Linked DNA regions of Homo sapiens: regions 2, 3, 4 and 5 are each linked to region 1. Evidence: chromatin loops called from intact Hi-C (ENCODE). Cell type or tissue: HepG2. All regions are shown on one strand.

The links. Hi-C counts contacts between places; a loop is a spot of excess contacts. Peaks named below come from ENCODE experiments on the same cell type or tissue, not always from the same donor. Only the 100,000 strongest peaks of a DNase experiment are listed, where the experiment ranks them.
Region 2: it touches region 1 in a loop (6-fold over the local background); 8 of 110 quality-filtered maps call a loop at or near these places.
Region 3: it touches region 1 in a loop (4-fold over the local background); 2 of 110 quality-filtered maps call a loop at or near these places.
Region 4: it touches region 1 in a loop (6-fold over the local background); 4 of 110 quality-filtered maps call a loop at or near these places.
Region 5: a loop joins it to region 1, with 10 times the contacts of the local background. A loop is called at or near these places in 2 of 110 quality-filtered maps.

What each region holds. Positions count from the first base shown.
Region 1 is chr3:30,491,157-30,495,156 of GRCh38, reverse strand. No RefSeq gene overlaps it. Among named protein-coding and RNA genes, the nearest start is that of LINC01985, 26 kb to the left of the region's middle. In HepG2, no CTCF peak of the experiment used is centred here; a DNase peak (open chromatin) is centred at 2,276.
Region 2 is chr3:30,595,158-30,599,157 of GRCh38, reverse strand. No RefSeq gene overlaps it. Among named protein-coding and RNA genes, the nearest start is that of TGFBR2, 9.4 kb to the left of the region's middle. RefSeq lists a cis regulatory region at 1,741-1,754 and enhancers at 1,675-1,819, 1,498-1,997. In HepG2, no CTCF peak of the experiment used is centred here; a DNase peak (open chromatin) is centred at 1,727.
Region 3 is chr3:30,240,017-30,244,016 of GRCh38, reverse strand. No RefSeq gene overlaps it. Among named protein-coding and RNA genes, the nearest start is that of LINC01985, 280 kb to the left of the region's middle. In HepG2, no CTCF peak of the experiment used is centred here; a DNase peak (open chromatin) is centred at 2,106.
Region 4 is chr3:30,346,351-30,350,350 of GRCh38, reverse strand. It overlaps a transcript of LOC101927995 not described here. Among named protein-coding and RNA genes, the nearest start is that of LINC01985, 170 kb to the left of the region's middle. RefSeq lists a cis regulatory region at 737-754 and an enhancer at 674-818. In HepG2, no CTCF peak of the experiment used is centred here; DNase peaks (open chromatin) are centred at 100, 640, 2,280 and 2,540.
Region 5 is chr3:30,257,128-30,261,127 of GRCh38, reverse strand. No RefSeq gene overlaps it. Among named protein-coding and RNA genes, the nearest start is that of LINC01985, 260 kb to the left of the region's middle. In HepG2, no CTCF peak of the experiment used is centred here; DNase peaks (open chromatin) are centred at 1,167 and 2,047.

The DNA.
Region 1 (4,000 bases):
CATTATAAGAAAGACATGGAATACCATATATACATGTCTATACTAATTCTTTACACAAGATAGAAATATAATAAAAGATTGCTATCATGATTTTTTTTAATCTTCGGGGCAAATTAGTTGTTAATATGACACAGGAAGACAAAACATCAATATAATTAGTGCCTCATTATACCATTAGAAAATGACAAGAATGTTTCAAGGAAAATTTTTAAACTTTATCTTGGCAGAAAGTATTTAATTTCTGGTATTATAGAGAATAATTCCAGAATGGGATTTTGGGTGTGGGCTCTAAGGATAAGGGTTCCAAAGATTTGTCATTTTCGGAGAAACATACTAATTCTTCAAAGTTCATCCAACAAATGATTTTGGAGCAATTACAAAATTCCAGTCACTGTTGCAGCAAAGAATCAGACAGTTTATCCTCATGACTATTAGTGGAGATGGATCATAAATAAGTAAGCAATTAAATTAATAAGATATGTTTGGGAGGCCGAGGTGGGTGGATCCCCTGAGGTCAGGAGTTTGAGACCAGCCTGACCAACATGGCGAAACCCCGTGTCTACTAAAAATACAAAATTAGCTGGGCATGGTGGCACATGCCTGTAATCCCAGCTACTTGGGAGGCTGAGGCAGGAGAATCACTTGAACCTGGAGGTGGAGGTTGCAGTGAGCCAAGATTGTGCCATTGTACTCCAGCCTGGGCAACAAGAGTGAAACTCTGTCTTGGAAAAAAAAAAAAAAAAAAGATGTTTTTATCAATAAGTGCTGAGGTAAAACACAGAACAGGGTAAGGAGAGAGAGTGGTGGGCGTCAGGTGCTGCTTTAGATCAGGAGGCTAGGAAAGGCCACATTGAGGAAGGCATATGTAAGCAGAGAACCCTGTGCAGGAGTCATTTATCAAAGTCCCTGGGGAAAGAGACTTCCAGGCAGAGGGAAAAGCAAGTACAAAGGCACTGAGTCAGATATGAATTTGGCAAATTTGAGTAACAGCAAGGAACTCAAAGTTCCTAAAGGGTAGGAATCTGGGGATTTGGGGAGGAGGAGTGATATTGGTGGAGGTTACAGAGACAGGCAGGGGCCAGACCCTCTGTATTTCATCCACTCACTGTTAGTGTTAGAAGCCTCGGAATGTGCCTTATGGGCGGCTGGAGGGTTAAATTACTTCTCTAAGATTACTCAGAACTAGAGTTGAGCAAGAATCCAAGTTTTCTGTTTCTGTTTTCCATGCTGCCTAACTTTAAATAATATATATCAAGTCCATTACCAAGTCTGGGTATGATTTAATACTAATGATTATAATTCAGCCAAAGAGAATAAGAAAATAGGCAATAAAGAGGTGTTATTATGATGAAGAAATTCTCAAACTTCACAACTAGAACAATTTTGGAAAGAACTGAATATTTTGAAACAGATGCCAAACACTGTTTGAAGATACTTTTGATAGTTATTTAGCTATAAACCTCCTGATAACAAAAAACACACGGCGTGGCCACTTTCCTGCACTCTAATTTTCCCTGGAGCCCAGGTGGCGGCTCACGCCTGTAATTTCAGCACTTTGCGAGACCAAGGTGGGCAGATTGCTTAAGCCCAGGAGTTTGAGACCAGCCTGGGCAACAGAGTGAGACCCTGCCTCTATTAAAAATAAATAAATAAGTCCAAAACATATGGTGAGACAATGCAGTGAGATTGAGCAGTGCTGAGGATGTGGATATGATTATATAGTGACACAAAGTGTTGTAACAGATAGGGGCCAAGGGGCTGGGGTTAGCAGCATTCAGGTAAAGATGCTTCATCATTACATATCCAGTAAGGGTACAGTATCACAGGAGAATAAGAGCACAGAGTCTGCAGTCGCCCCCAACTTTGTCACTTATGCTGGAGAAGTGACCCAAGCAAGTTACTTAACATTTGTGTATATCAGTTTCCTTACCTGTAAAATGAGGATAATACTAGCCATGTCTTTGTTCTCATCACTGCCACAACTCCCCTCCCCCTTAACCTCTCAATCACAGCCGCTTCTAATACCATACATTCCCCAAATGAGAGGAATAGGAACACAAGCGAAGAGGGACATGTGGGTTGTAGATAATGCAAACAAGGCAGGCTGAAATAGACTTTAAGTTTGTACATTCCCAGTGAGATGACTGTCACTGTGGTGCAACAATTACATCTCGATCACGATCTCTGACACATTCCATTAAACACCCTTGTTTTATTTCAATACTCACTAAGCTAATATGTGACCCTCAATTGACCTGACTATAGGGAAAGATGTACAGACTCAATAGAGCTTTGTTCCTGATTTCTATGAAGGTACATTCTCATGGTCCGTGTTTGCATTGGCTCTCTGACCTTGAGTAGTATTGTCATGTAGTTTGAGTAAAGGGAGAGATAGTGTTTTACATGCCTATGTGAATATTTCTAGTCTGTGTGACAGATGGTTTATTGTTCTTGGATAAACTGGCTTTCATGAATGAATGAATGCAATTTACAAATAGGCAGAATGATCCTAACTACAGCATAAAAATGTCACTTCATTCCAATCCTTCTAAATCAAGATTTCCCGGTGTGAACTACTTAGACTGGGGGAATTTCTTCTCAGCTGACAGTCACATTTGCTGTTAGTTAACTCCAAAGAAAGCCTGAAATTTTGGTAGGAAGTGAAAGCTCTGAAAATTGAACTGGGTCAGTTTGTTGTCTACCACATATGGCCAGCCTTCATTCTCAGGTTTGAGTGTCACTAACTTGAGTAGAAGAAAAGAACACATGCACTTAGGGTTCTTCTTATAGTTTTCCATGGAAATGTCCCTTTTTGCTTAAAGGCACCAAAAATAAAAAAAAAATCATAAGCTGTACCTCCTAGTAACACTTATTAAAAGAAGGCTCTATTGTGGGGACAACCTTCATTATATATTTTTGCTCCAATGTTTTTTATTATTAGTTCATTCGATAATAAATTGTTGAGATTTTACTGTATCCTATATCCTAGGCACTGGTTATCTTTAGGGATTTAAAGAGGAATAAGAGAATGTTTGTACCAAAAGCTTTTAGAGCTTATAGGGAAGAATACAAAGAAAAACTTAAGATTTCATTTATTTCCCATCATTCCAATAAGATCATTGGCAAAGATAAATAAAATGGGACTTTGTACAAAGAAGTAACTACCTATAAATTAAAGCGAACCAATTATTTAGGGGAAGCAGATTGATCTTGATTCTAAAACCTGAAAACATTCTATTTAGGGAAAGAATAGAGTAATCCCAGCACTTTGGGAGGCCAAGATGGGTGGATCACTTGAGGTCGGGAGTTCAAGACCAGCCTGACTAACGTGGTGAAACTCCATCTCTACTAAAAATACAAAAAATTAGCCGGGCATGGTGGCGCTTGTATGTAATCCCAGCTACTTGGGAGGCTGAGGCAGGAGAATTGCTTGAACCTGGGAGGTGGAGGCTGCAGTGAGCTGAGATCACACCACTGTACTCCAGCTTGGGCAACAGAGAGAGACTCCATCTCAAAAAAAAATAGAGTATTATTATTAACATCCTCAATAAGATCCTTAGAGTAAACATAACCATATTTTTCACAGGACTGCCTCTCAGTATGCGATGAAGCACAGCTCTCTATAAACCATTTGCATGAGCGGGAGGGAGACAAATAGTGAACTCTGCATTACTGGCTGTTTAATAGTCTGTCATGATAGAAAGAGCAGGATTTTCAAATTGCTGCATGGAGACAGATAGAGTTTGAGATCTCTAAACCTACTCCCAGGTCCCCATCACGGCTTGTGAGTGAGCAGTGGAAAGGGCCAGACAGTGATGTTCCAGTTTCCATCAGACAACTGTAGCTTTTATCTGTTTTATAACATGGACTTCCTTGTCAGGTTTTATTGAACAAATGATTCTTATGGCTTAAAACAACTTTAAAATTATTTATCTAAGGGAATGTTTGTGGTAAAATCAAATTTCCACTTTAAAATGTATATAATATTGATAATCCAAGG
Region 2 (4,000 bases), 100 kb before region 1:
CAGAGCCCAGGCTCTAAGCCACTCTGTCATCTGCTGCCATGACACCAGCCACCTCTCAGTCTCTCCAACTAGGCTGTGATTTACTGAGGCAGGGACTGTGTCTTTAGCATTTTTAGCTTCTTGTGCCTGATCCATATTTTTTGCTCAATGAATACTAGTGAATAAGAGGATGGTTCAATGAATAAACTCTATAATTTGTAATATTTAAAAATTGGGACTTAGAAAGTTGTGAATTTAGGAAATAAAATCTGCATTGCCCACAATGCCTGACCACAAAATGAGGTTCATAATGCTCATCACAGAATTTAAACACCTGCACAGAACTTCCTCTTAAAATGATGAAAAATGCTTTGTAAAAGTGAAAATGGTAAAAACAAATGAAGACAGATTTCATTTCCAGAGAGAGACTTTATATCCTTTGTAGTTACATTCATAAATTTCATCCTGGTAAAACATTCATCTCGAATTCTTAATTTTTTAAGAAGGAAAATTACAATAAACCGTTTTAAATCTTTTTGTCAAACTCAGTATGTGCTTCCTTAAAAATAATGACACTCCTATTTGGACATTATATTCCAAGTGCCACAATCACTTAGTTTAATAGTTATTAAACAAACTATACACAAACCTTGGAAGCTAGACACTTCATCAAACATAATCAATTTCTTTAATTACAACAAATTGTTTTAATTATTCATTTCTCAAAAGTACAAAGCCACTTACCAATAAGGGTTAATTGACTTAAAAATATTTACCTTAAGGTGGATTTATTTGGTTGCTATCAGAAAAAAGATGATACTAGCACTTTTAAGAGTTCTGTTTAATGGGCATGTACTTCAAATTAATGGTATTACACATCTTAAAACATATACAATGTATATGCATTAATTATATTCAATAAATACTTGATATTTACTGGAAAAACTTTGTACCTTAATCAAAAATAAATATTTCAAACATATTGTAGCATTTGGAAAGGTCTTCTCAAAAGGCTGTACCCCTGGAAAGCTTCTGGAATTGCTTCAGCCAATCCTATTCTTCTTTCAACTCCAGAAGCTTTGTTAATTTGCATAATGGAGGTGAGAAATACATTTTCATTTTGGCCATTATTTGTGCTCAAAATATAAAGACTGGCTTACAGGATTGTACAGGTATGCCTCCTGTGACATGAATAGGGCATAAAATCTTACATCCTTTCCAGTAGAGCCATAGCCCTAAGTATCCAGTCCTGTCTTAAGCCATTTTTGTAATATTCTGACATTTGATCTCAGATTAACTGTATCCTACTGCTCAAAAATTTTCACATTTTTCTAAAGTGGTGATTTCCTGCAAAATACTATCACAGCATGCTGAAGGATCAAGAGTAAAGTCTTCACTTAGTTTACAGAAGAGGTCCATGCAGGTTTGCTAATAAAAATTTGTACATGTTGAGGAATTCAATCTGAGATTTATTTTTATTGTTAAATGTTACCTGGATAGCAAGGATGTGGGGAGACCTTGAGTTCTTATCCATTTCTAACTCCTCCCATCTACCAAACCTAACTAAATATTTGTCAATGACAAATTGACTTTGGTCAATTCACAACAGCTCTCTAAATGCAGAAACTTTAGATTAATGGCTAAGAAAGATTGCAAAGAATACTTGGTAACAAAACACTTATGCTTTAGTGTATCAGAGGTTAGGAATGCACAGTGTGATATGTGCTCTTGCATAATCATTTGCGCAAGTCTCCAGAGGATATTAATTATTAACCAACAGAATCATTTGAACACTCTGTGCCACTTTTACCTTCAGGCATTTCAAAGGGTTGCCTCCTTCCTGAACCTGACAATAGACTCATTGGTTATTGTTTAGAATTGTTTAGAATGGTAAATGCTTGTCTCTAAGTTATAAAAAACTGAACTGTCTGTTTCTCACTTAGTCATTCCTCACCTAAAGGCTCTCAGAATGCTGCCAGTTCTTTAGAATTCCAGAAAAAAATAGTTCAGAGAGGTTGCCTTTGATATTTTTTATGATCATTTTGCCTCCACGTGTAAAACAAACCCCTAAAAGACAGTTAAAACACTGAACTATTTTTGTAACACTCAGTGTTTTGACTAATTTTATAGATACCTTTTATTATGCTCTACTTTTTTTCTCCTCAGCCATCTGCTCTAATGAAACATATTTTTTCTCTATGGGGAGTACCCATGTTCCCTAGGACATTTTTCTCTAAGTAGAGAAAACTAGATCATGGTTTTACCATAGAATTGTTATACGTTTTCACATCAATCCTTTACATAAATATCTTACAAAAGGTAACAATTATGTACGTAAAATTCTACTCCTGGATGAAGTATATAATCTCTAGCTAGACCTAGAAAATAATATTGGTATAGTGTTTTCCAATTCACAAAGAGTCTCTGCATGTATGATCTTCTTCACTACATGTAAAAACTATATGATGTGAAATTATTAATCTATAATTATTATTTATATTATTATCAACATTTTACAGGTGAAGACATTGATATTCAAAGACATTAGTGACTTATCCAAGGCCACCTAGCTAGTAAATGCTAAAATACAAATTGTTTATCTGACTGCTCTTTCCTGTAGCCCTCATAGCCTTCTTAACCTTTCTTTTCTGTTGTCCTATATGTCAAACTTTATGCTAGTCTTTTACCTCTGTCCCCAGCTCAGGGTACACTGGTGTGCTTAAGTCCATTTGCAAAGTCCAAGCAATATCATTTGCTTCCTATCCAGAAAGGGTCCAGAAGTGCTCTGGAGCCAGAGAGCCCTGAGGGCATTGCTATAGCACATCCAGCATGGTGATCATCAGTTAACAGATGATAATCTACACATACAGAGGAGCCCGGCAGAGCTGCCTGCACAGGTGAGTCATCCCTCCGGTGAGTGGGGATGAAGACGGGCATCTTCTAGTAAAACCACTGCTCTTGGCACTCCATGATGCCCCTATGGTTGTCCTCTACTCATTCAAGTCCTCAGAGCCTCTTCGTTCTGAGAGCCACACTTGAACCAGCAAACTCCCTTTCAGAATGTGATTCTCTGCTCTGTTCTTATAAATGTGGCTTCTCTCTTCCTCACATACAAGCCTACAACATGCTTTTTTCCAAAACAGGAGATCCTGACCTAGAATTCATGGAATTAACTCAAATGAAGTGCAAACTGTTGTATGTATGTGCATAAGTATGTTTTTCTTTTCTTTTCTTTCTTTCTTTCTTTTTTTTTTTTAGACAGAGTCTCACCCTGTTGCCTAGGCTGGGGTGCATTGGTACAATCTCAGCTCACTGCAACCTCTGCCTCCTGGGTTCAAACGATTCTCCTGCCTCAGCCTCCCGAGTAGCTGGGATTACAGGCACCCACCACCACACCCGGCTAATTTTTGTATTTTTAGTAGAGAAGGGGTTTCAACATGTTGGCCAGGCTGGTCTCGAACTCTTGACCTCAGATGATCACCCGCCTCGGCCTCCCAAAGTGCTGGGATTACAGGCGTGAGCCACCATGCCCAGCCATAAGTGTGTTTTTCAGAAGAGAAGATTTTAGCTTTTATCATATTCTCAAAGGGGCCTGTGGAAAAAAAAAATTACTAATAATATTTAGAATGAGTGATAGATCTAGAAACCAAACTCAGACCATTTCACTCTAAAGTGCCTATTACTCATTTCTTTCTTGATTTTTCACTTTCTAACTGGGTGACCCTGAACAATTTGTTCAACATTCCTGAGTCCAATTTATTTTTGATAGTCATGCCAGACTTTCATTTCCACGAATATGGCATAGGCACATTTTTCCTATTCCTATTGATAAGTACAATAAAAGCCCCAGACATTATGTATTAGGCAAATGTAAGAAGACTATAAAAGGAGAAAATATAAAGACAAGCCAGTTCGGGATGCCTAGACCTAGTGAAATCACATGGCAGTAATTGTCGTGGGCTTCCTTTTTGCTTCACGTATCTCAGACATGAAGCTGCAGAAGCCGGAAACCTATAAATAC
Region 3 (4,000 bases), 250 kb after region 1:
CGCTCCGAGAGGGCAAGTGTCTTCATTGATCCTGCACTCCTACAGCAAGGATAGAACAAATGCAAGGCAAGTGCATGCCAACACCCCTCCCTCATCAGAAGCAGGCATTTCTTATTGATCACAGAATGCTTTTATTCTGATCCTAGATTTGGCTTGAACACACTCACTCTTGTGCTCAAAGCGGCCACCACTAATTTACTATGTTGGCAAAGGAGAAGAAATGGACTTGCCTTTTCTGCCCTATCATTTACCACAGTGCTATCAAATGTTTTTAATGAAGTTTAAAATGATTTTTATAAATCAACACAGACAATACAGATAATACAGACAATAGGTCTGTAATAGGACATTCTTGCACTGCTATAAAGAAATACCTGAGACTGGGTAATTTATAGGAAAAGAGGTTTAACTGGCTCACAATTCTGTAGGCTTTATAGGAAACACATTAGCATTTGCTTCTGGGGAGTCTTCAGGAAGCTTTTACTCATGGCAGAAGGCAAAGGGGGAGCAGGTATCTCACATGGTGAAAGCAGGAGTGAGAGAGAATGGAGGGGGAGGTGCCACACACTTTTAAATGACCAGATCGTATGAAAAATCACTCACTATCATTAAGACAGTACCAAGCTATGAGGAATCCACCCCCATGATCTAAACACCTCCCATCAGGCCTCACCTCTAGCATTGGAGATTACACTTCAACATGAGATTTGAACAGAGACAAATATCCAAACTATATCAAGGTCTTATTTTCCTAGAATGGTAAGAAAAATATAGCCACAAATTTACAAGAGATCTAATGTGGTAAGATGTGAGCACAAAAACATTTCTGTGTCTTGACACTTTTCTCTATTCCTAAAATCTTCCATATCCTTCTAATCATTTCCTCTAACCCTGGGAATCTGCACATGAGGATTGCACATAAATTCTTGTTCACATAAATGTTTACAGCAGTCACTGTGAGGCTGGTTTGCACAGATGCAATATGTACACAACATTGGTTTTCACCCTCAAATACAAAATGCTGTCAAAATAACAAAGAAATTGATTTTGATTTACTATTGCATAGCAAATAACACTTGGACATTCACATGGAGCTTTAGTTTGTAAAAGGTAAGCTAAGAACTCAGACCTAATCAACACTCACCTACGGAGCAGGAATTTGGCAAGTTATTACTCAGTGAGTGAAAAAAAGGATCAATTTTACCACGTTCCTATTATTTGTTCCTTCTCTTCAAAGAACTTATAATCAAATATGGAATACAAATGATTAAATAGCTAGTGTCCATAAAACAGTTTTCCACCTCTTTTCCTTTCACTCATGCTACTTTCTTGGTCTTTGTTGCCCTTTTTCATCTCTGTTACCCATCTGGCATAATTCTTCTCATTCTTTGAAGGCTAACTCAATGTTATCTTTTGTATTGAGTCTTTCAAACCTGTGTCAACTAGCAGAATTTAATGTCATTTCATTTCTGCTTCCTTAGTACTATATTCTTAGTTCAATTATTTCAGAGGGTACCTTTAATTATGGCTAATAATTTATGCTTCTTTCCCCCAATTTTATCCTTCAGGGTGAGAATTATATTTTCTTCATTTTTTTTTTTAATTCTAGAATTGAGAGTAGGTATGTATTATGTCATAGTCTGGGTTTCCCAGAAACCAAAGACTATGGTAAAAGCTTGTATGCATTTTTATTAGCGAGTAAAATTTCTGGGAACAGAAGGAAAAGGGATAGCTGGATGTGGATGTGGAAAAGGAAAAAAGAATTTGCTATGGATTGCACTACTGTCAGCTACTAAATGTGAATGACTGTTTAATCTCACAAGATAGTCTCTTTAAAGATCATCTAGCCAACACTTTTTAGAGCAGTCTATACTTGAGGAAAAGGATAGAAAAGTTTATTCACCAATTTCTGTCGTCTATTGGTGAGTTTTGCCCCATATAGCCTGAAGCGGCTCATACTTCTGTATTGTACATGTACGGGCGCAAATGAATTGTTGCAGTCTTTATTGCCTCACTATCCAGAGGGAAGATCCAGTGCAGGAGGAGAAAGGGGCTGACATGGGCATCAATAGAGTGCTGGCAGTTTATACTTGCTGGAGTGTGTATGAGTCCACACAGAGTTAGTTTACACAACAGTGATGACTGGATCAAAGGACAAGTGAGGCTGAGAGGATCTGAAATGCCTCAGAAGAGATGCCTGATTCACAGCATGTATGTAATAATTTTTACAATTGATTTGACTACAAGGTAGTATATAGTGATACATAAAATTGAGGCATACATAATGTCTTGTGGGATCAATTAGCACTGCCAGGGAATAAAGAAAGTGTTTTGAAGGAGGAAGAAAGTGTTTTGAAGGAGGCACATAATTTCCATAGGTAAAAGGGGCTCATGGGCAAGGCATTCAAGGCAGAAGAAATGAATTTAAAAAGAGAATGTGAAAAGCACATGGAGAGTTCAGGAAATGGAAGAAAGCTCCACTGAACTCAGAGCATGGACTGATTATTAAAGAAATAATGAGGTTGGAAAGTTAATAAAAGTCCTTGAATTAATTCAGTCAATAAATATTTTACTGAACACCTACTATGTTCCAGGCACTGGAAAAATAGTAATGGACAAATCCCATGCTAAACTGTTTGGACTCTCTTCAGGATATAGTAAAGAGCTAGAGAAGGATTTCCTTTCAAGGTAGGTAACTAAAGCCTGCACACTATAGGGCACAAAGCAAATAAATGGCAAATCTCCTTTCTGTGTGTCAGTTGAAGGACTAGTTAATCACATTATACAGGAAATGTTATGCAGGAAAAAAATTTATTTTCACGTTGGGAAGTGACTTTCTCTGCCAGGGAGCATACATAGACCTTCCAACCTCTACTGCTTGGCAGAAAGTGCTCTTTACTGCAGATAATGGAGGCACAAGACAGGTAACTCAACTTAGCAAGTAAGATGCACAAGTACTAAGCAGACAGTGCTTGAAATAAGGGCAAACATTTAAAGAGCATCACATGCCTTTTGCAAAGGGAATTGGAGAGGCAACACTCAATATAAGACCATTGATAAATAAAAAGTATGCATTTTAAGCAAACTTTTAGCAGGTGCAAATGCAGTCCATAAGGTTGCTCATAAATTCAAAAATGATCTTTAAACCAAGATCTATGAATTCTAGACCAGGTAGAATTAGATGAAAATAATGCAGGATACATTTGAAAAGCAGCACATGAAGAAAGGTGCTGTGTTGAATCAGAAGAGAGACTGCCTTTACTTTTACTGTAATTAGCAAGAAGTAAGTAGACCATATTACACTTAACATTACTGGATTCCCAAATGATTGCCTGCAGTTGGGCTCAGGTTAATGCAAAATTGAATATACTACTTTGAACCATATGAAATTGTTTTTTATAAATAAATAATGTTCACACATCAGAAACTGCATGATTCAAAAATATGTAGTTCTCAGTTTTCAAATGGTGGAGTAAGAACCTCTGAAAATCAGCTTCTTTATAAAAGAAATGAGAAACTGAAAATTAACTAAAAGCTTGCAAATATTGCAAGGGATTTTTCCCTTGGAATGTCATTTTCCTGAATAAACTATGAGTTTATGGTATTTTACCTTGCCCTGATCTGATCACTCTTTCCACAGCTCCCTGGTGGACTTTTAAAAAGCATCCTCAAAACTACAGTAGCTGTGAAAACCAATCACTTATCATCCACTGGATAGACAAGTTTAGAGTGCCTCAAAAAGCTTCATTGCTAGAGAACTGTCACTATTTCATCTGCCTAGCAGCTCATTGAAAAATCCCAGTTCTCAGGGTTTGTCTTTATTTGACCTGACTCAGAACTTGCTCTATGCCAACAGTGCTATCCATGAGGCATTTTTCAAAAATAATCAATGACAATTTGTTTAATATCAAAGCTGCCTGAGGAGGCATAGTCTCGGGAATATATTAAAGCTAACAAATGAATGAGAAAAAAAAGAAAAGAAGAAAAAATTAGAAATGAA
Region 4 (4,000 bases), 140 kb after region 1:
ATGTAACTGACCCAGGAGCTGGAGAAACTGAAGGAAGCAAATCTGGTGAGAGCTGATGAAGCTGCATGCCCGGCTTCTGCTCAATGTCAATAATGTGAGCCAGAGAGCAGAAATCACTTGGTGAGCTGCAGTGGTGCCTGTGCTCTGCACTTTTGCCTGCACCGATCTTCAGTGCTTTAAAGGAATGTGATTGACGCTTAACTTCAGCCTTCCAAATCCCATCATGTGTGTTTCTGGTGGCCCACGCTAACCTGAAATTATGCAGAGACAGGGATCCTGGGAAACATAGCTCCTGCTTAGCTAAATTTGCACAGTGCAAATCTACCATACAAACTCATTTTTTTTACCCTAGAGTCAGTCTGAATTCATAGTTCTATAGTTTTTTTCTCTCATTCTAAATCTTTACCAGGTTCCTGAGGTCCACTCTTCAGCTCTGTTTTGGGGAGCACAGGCCTGATGGCTCTTCCCTGGCATTGCAGACACAGATTCAGAAAGACATGCTGTGGAGGATGGAAGGAAAATGCCATGTTGGAATCACAGCCTTCCCCGGATTAGGTTGCTTCTCCCCTTCCCCACTTGGGGCTGCAGCATGGTTCTCATTGTAGTTTCCAAGTAAACCGCCCTTACTTCCTGGCTTCCTCTAATCAGGGTGGCAGGGGGATGTGTCCACCTCTACAGCAGCCTTCCTGTGTTGACAACACTGTTTGTTCTTCCCATCTCCCTAGGGAGAAGCTGCCTTATCTTTTCCGTGCAATATGTTTGGAAAAAAACACATTTTTCTCTCTTAAAGGAATTGATTATTGTGCTTCTCAAGACTATAAAGAGAATATCTTCTGGACCCAAATACTGGCTTTAAAAAAATAATCTAGATTCCTAGATTATTCTTAGATTATTGCAAGAGAAGGGGATATTTTGGTGATTATTGGTAGTGCATTTTGAATCACTCTATGCACTAAAATATGGCATTTGAGTATGTGTGTGTATGAAAAAGAGACAGAGAGAGACAAATACGAACAGATAGATACAGATAGAAAGACGAAAAGAAATAATTTTAAGTTTTTTCCAATATCTTGACCTAAATCCCAAATTTCTTGTTTGTGCAGCTTCCTTGATCCTATACTGCTAGCAGTATAAGAAAGACTTGCCTGTATAGGCAGTTCTCTCCTCCACCCCGCATGCAATATGGATTAGTTAAGGAGCTCAGGGTTTTATCGTAAACTTTATTAAGCACTTGAATGCAACTAAAACTCAAAATTATCTCTGCACAGAAATTATTTGTTTTGGGGGTTCCTAAGCTAGGTCCATTGGATTCTGACAAAGCCTATTTAAGAAAAAAAGAGCCCTTAAAAATATATTTGTAATTGCAAGAAAATTTGTCATTAACTCTGTGTTACAAGTGTCTTTGTCAGGTGGATTCCTATCTTCCCTTCGATTTCTAACAGAAGGCAACAAAAGCTATCAGAATTTTCTCTTAATAACAGAATTCTATATGCATGACTATTGGTCTTTTTTCCTTCCTTGGTCTTTTCTGAGCAGTTAGTTGAGGAGAAGGTTGGGCTAGCTCTTGATCTTTCACTGATTATAATAATGTACTGTTTCATTTCCCTCCAAACATTGCATTGTAAAGTGAGATTATATGTTCATTTTCACTTTTGAGACAATATTTGTGAACCACAATCAGTTGTGTGTTTGTCTGCACATGTGTGTGTTTAGTGTCTTATTGTCCACAAAAACATTTTATGTTCTCAGTGTTAATTAAATAGGCATTTATAGAATTAATTTACTATGTTAAAAGTATTAGATTCTATTTGGAATTAGAGATGAGTCCTTAAGAATTTCCTAAGTTAGCAGGTGAGAGAGTGATGCAATTAACCAAAGATGCAAGTAGAAAGAATTAACTGTTTAAAGTAGGGCCAAACATAATATGTTTTGGGAGCTTAGAGAAAGAAGGAATTAATTAATTGATTACAGAATTGAAAGAAGCTTTATCAAGGTTATACTGAGATGAGTTGAGCCGTGAAAGATAAGTAGAAAGGAGACAGATAAATAAGCTTGTCTAAAGGAACCATATCAGCATTGTTTGGACCAAGAGCTCTTGTTTTTGTTTTTATAGTTATTTCTTCATGATCATTTTTTTTTAAGAACATTGCTAGAACACCACTTAGGAATGTGTTTGCCTGTTAAGCTATACATCAAAACACAGGATAATCTGATGTCCATGATCTAATACTCAGAGCAAACAAATATTAAGCAACTACTCTTCACCAAACACTTTGTGGGGATTTTCCCATTTAACCTTCCCAAGCAAGGGGGATACTGTAATTAAGTCTACTTGAGGCTTCAAGGGGTCAGGTGACTTGCAAAAGATTTGTCTAGTAGGTGGTGGAAAAAGAATTCAAAGCCAGGCAATTTTAATCTGGAGACTGAACTCTTAGACATTTTACACTGTGGTGCCTTAACAGAGCAATAGATGGCTGTTGTTCTAACATAGACAGATCTGAAATTTGCTCTGGTTCAAGTATGACTCCTCATTTGTCATCTAGGACATTCATGTTTCCTGGATGTGGTTGTGTGCTAGAATGAGTCAATTGGTCCTCACGCATCCTCTCCATGATCTTTATCACTGGGGCCCCTTTTTCCCCAGCTTGTTTCTATGCCATAAGAATAAAATTCGTGCCCCAGCTCTTTCCTTCAAAGCCTTCTGTTGTTTTTTCTTCTGATTTACATCAGAAATCACTTTAACATTCCAGTGATTTTTATTTCAAGTTTTATTTTCCAACTAAAGAAACATACAGTTTCAACAATCTACAAATCCTAATGAACACCCTTTCTGTTATGCCAAGAATGATGTTTTAAGGTACATCACAATCCCAGCAAGATTTTCTAAGATGTTATTTCAAAATAACATAACCTGCTTTTCTAAGGCTGCATTTTCTAGAAGGTTATCTCAGATTGAATGTCGCTAAGGCCTCAATTTTTAATTTCCTATAATATCCTTTCATTTTGTGTCCTGGATCCTGAATTTATGAGGAAAAAACATGAAACTAGTATTCAGCAATCCTTGTTCAGATCCTGACTCCACTATTTATCAATGGGCTAATATTGTCAAGACATAATAGGAACATAGGTCAGTTCTACTCCAAAGCCAATGTTGCTTCCACTAAACTGCAAAACCTTACTTTGAAAAGACTAAGCACTGTATTTTTCAAAAGTTCCAAGCAGGAAATGGGTTTTCTTTTCCTGTTGAGAAAAATCCCTGTTAAGAAACCCAGGATAATCAAACTACATCTTAACATAATGGGCTCAGGCTTCAATACTTCTCTTTACTAAATAGCATTCATTGGCTACCATGGCCTATGCACCTGGCCCTATATTTTATTTCCTCTGACTTAAGCTGTCCATTTTTCTTGCAGGTGGAAAATTACTAATATTAATACAGTCTTGGACCAGCTAATTAAGTGCAATGAGCCCTCCCAATGGGTGCAGAGCCTAATTGCATTTGCAAGCAGCCACCTGCAGGCATAAACTGTCGGCTTAACACTGCACATGGAGGGGGACAGCCAAATCTTCTAATACTGTCCAATTGTCCCTAAGGATATTGAATTTTTCAGAACACTCTGTGTGTGTGTGTGTGTGTGTGTGTGTGTGTGTGTGTGCGCGCACGCGCGCAAGTACTTGACACTCTGTGTGTGTGTGTGTGTGTGTGCAAGTACTTGATTTGTGCATACAAAACAGGGAATGTGGATGAGAAGGCAAAGAAAGATGGAGAATGGCAATAATCCCTATTCCAACCTAACCATAAAATTCAAACCCTTTGAAAATATATTCTTAAAATCATTACAAATGTATGCTCCCACTGTAGCATCCTAGTTATAATCTCTTCCTTAAAGAAGTTTGGAGCCCAGTTGTATGCCTAAAAATTACCATTAACTTACACAATACTGAACAAGCCAGGGCTGGTTTAAGTAGTATGCCTGCCTGTTAAGTTTCTTACTGAGTC
Region 5 (4,000 bases), 230 kb after region 1:
GACATTCAATCATGTATACTTCATTTTGGGACTGAGCTGGACTACACTGCAGAGAGTTTTAGAGACTCTTTCATGCTAGGAATAATAAAGGAAACAGTTATTTTAAGTGCAATTAATGAAGTGCCAGAGGATTCCATTCACAAAAGAATGCAGGGGGAAAGATATTATTTGGTTGTGAATTCACTTTGTCCTTCCAGGCTCTACAAATCTTCAGAAACTTTAAAATTCCAATTCTGTGATAAAACTTGGATGAGTTGCATAGAGATTATTTGATCTAATGTTGCAGGCAAGAAAAATAAGAACCAAGACATTTAAATGACTAATGGTGAGCTCATTTAACTGCTTATCAGCAAAGCTATTGGATATAACATTGATTTCCAATAGATAATTTATTTTAGGAACAGCAAGTATAATCCGTTGTTAAGCAGCACATCATATGGCAGGAGAATTGCAATTTCACAAGCATTTACTTGACATTGAACATTTAATTTAAAAGTTTGCATCAACTAGAAAGCCCCTAATGGAATATCTGGCTCAAGCTCCAGATGGCTTACTGCTCCTCCCTCACAATCTACCATGCCAATAAAAATGAACATTGTTACCCAAGCAGGTAGAGACAAACAGCATCATTTTCTTGCACAGATAAGTGTATGTGTAACTGTGGACACAGTTGTTTGTGTACCAAAATGAGATTTTCAAGAAGTGAAGATGAAATTATAGATCTGCAAACCTATATAATGTCCTAAGAAATGGCATGGTCTCAGCTACCCTGTTGGTATTTAACACTCAATATTTCAAATGCCAATATTTTGATATATTATTTAGTTGAGGAAAGGAGATACCACTATACCTGTGAGTCTTAATGAGAGTACCTTGCAAACTTTAATGTCAACTGGGGATCTTGTTTAAATCGCAGATTCAGGACCACGCGGTGGCTCACGCCTGTAATCTGAGCTCTTTAGGAGCTTGAGGTAGGAGGATTGCTTGAAGCCAGTTCAAGATCACCCTGCACAACATGGCAAGACCTCGTCTCTACAAAATAAGAAAAAAAAAAATTAGCCCAAGTGTGGTGGTGCCACCTGTAGTTCCAGCTACTCAAGAGGCTAAGGTGGGAGGATTGTTTGAGCCCAGGAATTTGAGGTAAGAGTGAGCTATTATCATGCCACTGCATTCCAACATGGGTGACACAGCAGGAGCCTATCTCTAAAAAAAGAAGGAAAAAAAAATTCAGATTCAGTAGGTCTTGGGTGGGGTCTGAGATGCTGCCTAGGTGGTGCTGTGCCATCGCTGTTGCTGCTGCTACTGCTTCTTGGACCACACTTTAAGTAGCAAGATCTAGTAGATTTGTATATGAAGATGAGTAGTGGAAAGACCCTGGAGGCAGAACTACAGGCACCTAAGCTTTTTTTCTACCACTTACTAGGTGAATAATCTTAGGACAATCCTTGAACCACTTTGAGGATAGTTTTCTCTTGAGAAAAATTAAATAATAATAATGATACTTGTTCCAAGCAAATGAGAAAATACATGGGCAAGTGGTTTTGAAAAGCCAGTCTATGTAAATAATTGCTAGCTATGGATATCATTCTGCTACGGACTCAATCTGAACTGTTAAGGGAAAATGCTTTATGGTTACTTGCTAGGGAAAAGTTTCTCAATAAAACTCAGAGAGTGAATTTTTCTCTATCTGAACTTGATAATCAAATTTCTAATAGATTTTTGGAAAGAAAGTGTCTTGAAGGACACTTTGAAGAGAAAGTGGCTTGGTGGCTAATGTGCCGACAAACACAAGAGCATATTTAACCTTCATGCACTGTGTTTGGTCTTCTTGAGGTTTAATTTAACTGATGACATTCATAGGCTACAGTGTAAAAAGTGAACCTGACAGTAATAACTGTGCAAGCTATTTGCTTTATTATAGACTTAGGACTTTGGAGTGCTTTCCAGACAATGGTGGGTCTTGAAAAGATGGTACTGCAAGCTGTGCAAACATACAGTGTGTGCAGGCAAACTTCTGCTTGGTTAATGGATATCTCACAGCTGAGCAAACCGAAGGGCTGTTTGTTAGGCCTCCTTTCCCTTCCATGGTAAACCAAACAGGAAAGTGAATTCCATTGGGATAACCCACAGGGTGCCTCTCTTAGGTAAACAGCAGATTTGTAAAAAGCTCTCTGTGCACACTGTCCCTGTTTACATCACAAATGACCTTCCTGGAGCATTTTAAGCTTCCAGCGCAGGTAATGGAAGGGATAGATTTATCTGTTACACTATAGCCCTCTTTATCTCCCTTGCCTCCTCCCTTCTATCCACTAAATAAAAGCAGTAAGACCACTCCAATTTATAATCTGTCCTATATTAATGGAATGGGAATGATTTCACAATAACAGCTGTAAAGAATCCATACAACTAATAAAAATGGGACCATACTTGATTCTGAGTGTCCTGATAATACTTCTTCACTAACAAGACAATATCTCAGCAATGCAAGAAGTGCTCAGTGTTTATTTTATAAAACTATCTGAAGACAAAAGCCAAGAATAATATGCTCTCTTGCATTAATAAAGAAGAGATTACCTCTAGCAAGCAGTTTAAAAATATTTGTTCTTATAGCTCATTGGTGAAGACCGCAGCCATCTACTCAGACCTTTGTTCAAATTCCAGTTTCATGTCTTTTCATTTGTATGATCTTGGATTATTTACTTAATTTCTTATACTTCAGTCTCATCATCTGTAAAATGGGGTAACACTAGCGTGCATGGAGTCATCGTGAGGCTTAAATAAGATATTTTATATATAATGTTTAGTACAAGACTTGGTACATAGTAAATGCTCAAAAATACTGCTTATTCTTACTAGCATTATCTGCATGCTAACCCACTGACTTCACAGTATTACCTACAAACTGATGGTATCCATTTTCTGGGGCCAGAAGTTTATAGAAGCAACCTCTAGGGTCTTGTGGATGTCTGCATTCAGGATATATTGATAGTCATAATGACAGCGGCTACCATTAATTGAGGAAGACAGAGCCAAGTGTTTTACATGTGTCAGTTCTCAGGACAGCTCTAAGATATTTCATCCTCATTTACAAATGAAGAAAGCAAGATGTAGAGACTGCTATGTTTTGATTATGGCTTGTCCTCTCCAAAACTCTTGTTGAAATTTTATCTCCAGTGCATGAGTGTTAGGAGCTGGGGCCTAATGGGAGATGTTTGGGTCATGGGGGCAGTTCCCTCATGAATAGATTAATGCCCTCCTGTGGGAGTCAATGAGAGCATGGTGTTAAAAAAGAGTCTGGCTTCCTCAGTTTCTCTCTTTTGTTTCCTTCCTTGCCGTGTGATCTCTCTGTACTTTCCCACTTCCCTTTCACTTTCCACCAAGAGTGGAAGCAGCATGAGGCCTTCACCAGAAGCTGAGTAGATGGCCTTGCCATGCTTCTTATACTTCCTAGCCTACAGAACTGTGAGCGAAATTATCCTCTTTTCTTTATAAATTACCCATCCTCAGGGATCCTGTTAGAGCAACACAAAAATGGACTAAGAGATGTGCCTGGAAGGTTGTAGAGTCAACATTTGAACTTCTGGATGTCAAACCTTTGTGCCGCTCAATCTGACATGCTAATTAACACACATGCTAAAGCTGATATGGTTCACACTTGGCTTGGGTTTACTCACACCCAACAGTTGTACACTGCTGAGAGTATTTGGAAACTTTCTGGTGTTCATATTCCTTCCAGAAAATGATAGAATTTAGGGAGGTTACAACACTCGATTTGTGAAAATAATTCCTTCTATCCAAAACAGAGGTTCCTAATTGTTTTAAGGACATGCTTTGACTTGTATGGAGAAAGATCTACAGAAAGCTTTCACTCTGACAGGGAAGACATCTCTGTCATCATCATTTATCCATAAGTCTTATTTTCATGTATCAAAACAAATACCCATAGCATGATTTCAGGCTTCCATGGCCAGCCAAATAAGGTCATCTCTACCTGTTCATC